Linked DNA regions of Homo sapiens: region 2 is linked to region 1. The links are chromatin contacts, found by Hi-C or POLR2A ChIA-PET in ENCODE. All regions are on one chromosome and are shown on one strand. Each heading gives the region's core, a stretch centred on a gene start or an enhancer-like site at or near the end of the contact. The rest is flanking DNA. Distances are from core to core; before and after follow the strand shown. Region 1 overlaps LOC105370873 (a long non-coding RNA gene). Region 2 has its middle 42 kb from the start of CORO2B.

Evidence for each region. A loop is a pair of places that touch in the nucleus more often than their neighbours do. ChIA-PET counts read pairs that join two places held with the same protein, here RNA polymerase II (POLR2A). Pooled maps may share reads with other maps.
Region 2: a loop to region 1 is called in a map of ascending aorta, with 2.6 times the contacts of the local background. The contact joins two enhancer-like sites. A Hi-C loop is called at or near these places in 3 of 168 maps with a recorded cell type or tissue (aorta, ascending aorta and astrocyte of the cerebellum) and 3 of 50 pooled maps. POLR2A ChIA-PET finds 5 or more read pairs at or near these places in 4 of 52 experiments (AG04449, BJ, H1 and 1 more).

Annotation. Positions count from the first base shown.
Region 1 is chr15:68,483,297-68,486,378 of GRCh38, forward strand. It overlaps LOC105370873 (a long non-coding RNA gene), which reads right to left. Exons shown (of 4, transcript XR_932409.3): 3 at 1,531-1,804; 4 at 1-337. Among named protein-coding and RNA genes, the nearest start is that of ITGA11, 53 kb to the left of the region's middle. Within about 2 kb of position 1,520, at least 6 of the 41 ENCODE cell types and tissues checked have a DNase peak (open chromatin) inside an H3K27ac peak, as active enhancers do; they include ascending aorta, where a contact is called at or near this core.
Region 2 is chr15:68,535,288-68,538,369 of GRCh38, forward strand. It overlaps a transcript of CORO2B not described here. Among named protein-coding and RNA genes, the nearest start is that of CORO2B, 42 kb to the right of the region's middle. Within about 2 kb of position 1,549, at least 3 of the 41 ENCODE cell types and tissues checked have a DNase peak (open chromatin) inside an H3K27ac peak, as active enhancers do; they include ascending aorta, where a contact is called at or near this core.

The DNA.
Region 1 (3,082 bases), core at 270-2,769:
GTTGGCAGAGGTTACTCAGTAGCAGTCAGCCGGGTGATGGGCTATCAGCAGGTCTAGGATGGTCTCATTCACATATGCATCTGACACCTTGGCAGGGCAAGTTGGCAGACTGGGCTCAGTTTGGACTGTTGGTCTGAGCATCTACAAATGCCCTTTCCAGTACTGGAGGTCTCAAGGACATTCAATATAGGAAGGACTTCTTCTATCATGGCTCAGGGCTCCCAGAGACAGTGAGGGCCAGGTGAAATTCTCAAGGCTTCTTATGGCTTAGCCTCAGAAGCCCCAGTCCATCACTTCTACCATGTTCTGCTCAAGCAGGTCCCTAAAGCCTGTCCAGCTGCAAGAAGAGAGGAATTTGACCCAGAGCAGTAGCAAATAATTGGTGGCATCTTTAATTTCCACATCTACCTTGCTCCTTCTAAGGATTTGAGGTAGTTTATATTATTTTTTAAGCAATAAAATAATTAAAAATGTTTTTACAATATTAGGAATTTAGAAAATGTGTTCTGGCCCCTGCATATCTTTTTGTCTGTTCTTGTTTATGTCACTGATTAAGACCTGCTGTGCAGTGATGAATAAAAGTGGCAGTGCAACCATGCTGGTCTCATTCTTGATTTCAGAGGGAAAGTGTTCCACATGGTACTCCAAGTATCACATCTGCGGTAGGATTTTTGTAGGTACCCTTTTATCAGCTTAATAAAGTTTATTTCTGGCTGGGTGTGATGGCTCATGCCTGTAATCTCAGCACTTTGGGAGGCCAAGGTGGAAGGATTGCTTGAGCCTAGGAGTTCAAGACCAGCCTGGACAATATAGTGAGACCCCATCTCTAAAAAATTTTTTTAAATTAGCCAGGCATGGTGGCACACTCCTGTGGTCCCAGCTTCTAGGAAGGCTGAGGCAGGAGGATCACTTGAGTCCAGGAAATCAATGCTACAGTGAGCTCTGATTTTATCAATGCACTCTAGCCTGGGCAACAGAGCAAGACTTTGAATAAAGAAAGAATAAAAGAAAGAGAGAGAGAAAGAAGAAAGGAGGAAAGAAAGAAAGAGAAGGAAGGGAGGAAGGAATGAAGGAAGGAAGGAAAGAAAGAAAGAGAAAGAAAGAAAGAAAGGAAAAGGAAGAAAGAGAGAAAGAAAGAGAGAGAGAAAGAGAGAAGAAGAGAGACAGGAAGAAAGAGAGAGAGGGAGGAAGGAAGGAAGGAAAGGAAGGAAGGAAGGAGAGCAACAGAGAAAAAAGAAAGTTTATTTATATTCCTAGTTTGCATTCCTGAATTTGTAGCACTATTTTTGAAAATAATGTGCTTATATGTTATTTTGGTTAAATACAAATTAAAAATGAAAGATGACTTTGGTAGCCATGTGGAGGAAGAGCACAAATGATGAGTTTAGAGGTGGGGAGGCTGGGGGAGACCAGGGGATGTCTGGGGGGAGGGCAGCAAGCCAGGGCCTGTGGAGAAGACTTTTTGGTGGGAGGGGTGCCAAGGCAGGGACTGAGTGAGGAGCTGCAGGTCTGAGTCCCCAGGAGACTCACATGTCGGGGGACTGAAGGGTCATATGAGGACAGCAACACCACAGGGCAGGAGAGGCAGGCATCCCGGGCTGGCCACGACTGAGATGTGGGGTGTGGAGGCTTAGTCCCGCCTTGGCTGCTGCTGCTGCGGTGGCCGGGTGGGCCCCTCCGGTCATCTCTCTGACCATCACTCAGGCACCTTCATGACAGCTGGGGAAGGGGCCCAGGGTTTCTGTGGCAATAGGGCACAAAATCCCAGAAGAGGAGAAAGAAAGCCACGAAATCAATTCTGGCTCTGAAATAAAAATAGCCAGTAGTTGAGAATTTTAAGAAAGGAAAAACAAAAACAGTGTTGGTATATGAGTCACACTGACTTCTCCCAATTACCAGCTTTTAGGCTCCAAATAAAGCTTTCAACGGAGGAGCCTTGGAATGTCAGTGGTGGTGAGGACGCCGAGCTCCGACCCCTCCTGCCAACCTTGCGTTTGGCGCTCTCCTATGGAAACAGTCATCCTTCCTGCTCAGAGCTGTATGCCTCCTCTGGCATATGGAGCCAGGAGACCTGGCCCAAACTACACCCCTCTTTGGGCCTCAGTTTCCCCCTTGGCAAAGCAAAGAGCCTGGACTGATTTTCATCTTTGACATGGCTGTTGTGCTCAAATATGGCTGAGTGCTCAAAGAACACTCAGTCAGGACTGAGGACAAGACAAATGGCAGGAATATTCCAGACCCTCTGTCAGTTTCAGGCCTGTGAGCATCAGGTGAGTCCACCCTGCTGAGCGCAACTGTCATGTAAAGTCACAAATGCCACGTTCCCTCATAAACACTGACCTCAGGACCCAAGTCCTGTGGGATCCCATTCCATAGAGCAATGCACAGAGACCCTGATGCACAGCAGGCTCAGGAGTTGCCAACACTTACTGATGAGGGGCACGGGCATAGTGGCTGAGAGGCTCTTGGCAGCCTGCAGCTGGACGGCCAGGGTTTGAATTCCGCCTCTAGCTCTTACCAGATGAGTGATGTTGAGCAGGGTCCCACAGGAGATGGATGTTTGAGCAGAGTTTGCAGGAGGGGCTGTTTACAGAGGTGTGTGCAGAACCCACAAAGCACGGGGCAGCCCCAGAAGGCTGTGCAACCTCTGGGACTGGAGGGGTCAGGAGCAAGGGCAAGGGGCATGTGAAGAAAGTGGTGGCAGCTAGAGCCCTGGGAGAGGGGCCGAGGGTGGGACCTGTGGCCAGGGGAAGAGGAAAGCAGCTCTGCTAAAACCAAGGCTGGTAGGAAGGAAGCTGGGCAAATACTCTGACCCCCTGTACTCCTGCCAATGCCCCTGTGGGCTGAGTCCAACTAGAAGCCAGAGGACAAGGCAGTGGGTAAAGTTGAGGGCAGAGATCAGCCCTCAGGACACAGAGCAGGGAGGAGAAAGGTGGAGGGTGGGTCTGGAGGGCAAAGACCAGCACATGTGAACTTTCTGGGCCTCCGTTTCCTGATTTGTAAAATGGTGATGATAACAACACCCATGGCATTGTACTATTGCCAGAATAAATCTCTCTCTCTCTCTCACTCTCTCTCTCTA
Region 2 (3,082 bases), core at 299-2,798, 52 kb after region 1:
AGCCCTGGAATCAACAACCAAGGTTATAATTTGGAATCTGCTACTTCATAGTTGTATGACCTTAGTCAATTTACCTAATCTTTCTGAGGCTGGATTTTTTAATCTATAAAATGAGAATATTGATGATAACTAATTACAAAGATAAGTCAACCACAGAGTTGCTGGGGTGGTTAAATGAGATGAAGTATGTCAGGAACTTAGTATGAGGCACATGGTAGACATTGAATAAATGTTGTTCTAATTATTATTATTATTATTAAGCTTTCATACAGTGTTGATACCACTCTGCTCCTCCTGTCTCTCGTAGGACATTTCTAGAATCTGTTGGGGTTCCTGAGAGAGAGAGAGCACCTGCCACTGGCATTGAAAAAGGTAATATTTTGTGAATCTTAATTTGGGAGGACACAGTCAACTTCAATCGCTAGCTCATTTGGGAGACTTAGGAACCAGAGACCAGGAATGTCATCTACAAGCAGTATGTAGGATTCAAGAACTCAGGTTATTTAAGAACATCGTTTGATTCTGGAAACTTGGTTTGTAAGAATTGTATGGATTTATGGAATGTTAGCCTCTAGGAATGCTGTGTGTTTCTAGATACAATGGTTGAAAGAACTTCAGGTGATTCTGGAACATTGACCTTTAAAAATGATATATGATTTGTAATTTTGGCTTTTAATAATGTTATGTCATTTATAACCTTGTGTGCTTCTGGAAACTTGATTTATAATAAACTTATATGGTTCTGAAAACTTAGTTTATTAAAACATTATGTGATTCTGAAAATTTGGCTTGAAATAGAAAATATGTTTGATTCCAGGATCATAGCTGTCAGAATAGCACTATAATCACACTGTATGGCGTCAGAAACTTGCTTTACAAGAATATTGTGTGAGTCTGGAAGCCTAGTCTACAAGAAGTTCAGTTTAATTTTGGAATCTTGATCTCCATGTACGTTGGCTGGTAGGAATCTTGCATGAGTTTGGAACTTGTTCTTTAGAAATCTCATATATTTCTGGATGCTTGATCACAAGAATTTCATGTGACTTGCAAAGGTTGGTTTATTAGGTTTTGTGATTTTGAATCTTGGCTTGTAGGAATCTTATGTGACTTTGGAATCTTGGCCTAAAAAACTGCTATTTAATTCTAGAACCTTAGCCAATGAGAATCTTAAGTGATTCAGAATCCCTGGTCTATAATAGCACAGCATTTCAGAACGTTGGCCTGTAAGAATATGATGCAACTCTGTAACACTGGCCTGTAATAACGTGATGTGGTTTCAGAATCTTAGCCTTTGCAAAGTGTGATTGTGATACTTTGGTATGTCAAAGACCACTGATAGTGTTTTAATATTTGTTTTTTCTTCCTTGGTCATAGACCACTGATTTTTAGCTGTGACATGGCCAGCTAAAAACTAAATTTCTGAATAAAAACTGAAATAAAAAGTCAATTTCTCATTCTGTCTTGCAGCTAAGTTTGTCCTTGTGACTAAGGTCTGGCCAATGACATGGAAACAGAAGTGGCAGAGACACTTTCTGGAAAATATTTGTAAATGGAGGGGCTATGCCCTTCATCAGCCCTTCCTCCTTCCTATTGGCTGGAATGTTGGCCTGCTTCCTGCAGCCACCTGGAGCCAGGAAGTGATGCTGGCAGGGAAACCACGAATGGTGGTGTATCGAGATTGAAGGAGCTCCTGCCACTGTGGAGCACCACCCCAAACCTACCTGATGTGAGGCAGAATTAAATTGCCTCACTGAAGCACTTTTATTTTGGATTTTGTGTCACTCACACACAAGCCTAATCTAGTGTTTTAATCCAAAGAACAATAGGTGATTCTGAAAAGTTGGTTTCTGTCATCCTGGCACCTTGGCCTGTAAATCTTAGGTGATTCAGACACCTTGGTATGCTGGATTACCTGTTGTCAATTTAGCATCACTGCCACCCTCTTGAAGAGGAGAAGCCAAGAACTACATTTCCCAGAGTTCCCTTCAGGGTGGTTCTGGATTAGAGTTGGCTGTGAGGACACTCACATGAGATCTGGAGGGTGAAAGAGGAGAGGCCATTATTCTCCAGAGACTACTAGGCAATAGCATGGGCACTCTGGCTGCTATGACTTAGGGCAGAGGTTAGCAAACTACAGCCCATGGCTGTAGTAGGTCAGACTAGCCCACTGCTTGTTTTTGTAAATAAAGTTTTGGGACCTTTTTGCTAATTTTTTTTAAGTTCTATGGTACATGTGCAGGGTGTGCAGGTTTGTTACGTAGGTAAATGTGTGCTATGGTGATTTGCTGCACCTGTCAACCCGTCACCTAGGTATTAAGCCCAGCATGCGTCAGCCATGTTTCCCAATGCTCTCCCTCCCCACCGCCTCCCCCACAGGCCCCAGTGTGTGTTGTTCCCCTCCCTGTGCCCACGTGTTCACATTGTTCAGCTCCCGCTTATAAGTAAGAACATGCAGTGTTTAAATAAATTTTCTTGGAACACGGCCTTGTTTACATATTGTCTATGGCTGCCTTTAAGCCACAACAGCAGACTTGAGTAGTTGCTACAGGGATCCTCTGTGGCAAAACCTAAAATATTTACTATCTGGTCTTGTACAGAAAAAGTTTGCCAACTCCTGCTATAGAATACATGGTTGGAGCTTAGTAAGTTCCATTTAATAAGTATGTGTTGAGCATCAGCTCTCTGGTGTGTGGCGGGGAGCCTTGTTCATAGAGTAGGTATCATCTAGGTGGAACAATTAAGTATATCCAAGTAGCAAAGTCACACATTTACTTACGTTACCTTTAACTATTCAGAGAAATATATAATTTTGTTTTTTTCTCTAGTAATTGATCGGATCTCCTTCAAATCACTATCCATTGGGTAACAGAAGCAAGAAACCCTACAATTTAATTGATCCCAATAATTTTTTCCCTTTCTCCTTTTTTTCTCTGCCTCCCCTGAGATTCCTGGTGTGTGTGGAGGAAGAGGGGAATAGCCACAGCTTTCCAGGAGGCCCACCTGCCCCTCAGTAACTTTTAATTGCATAAAATAATGTATATTTTCAAAGCTATGCTTGGCTTCATTCGGTAAAAATACACAG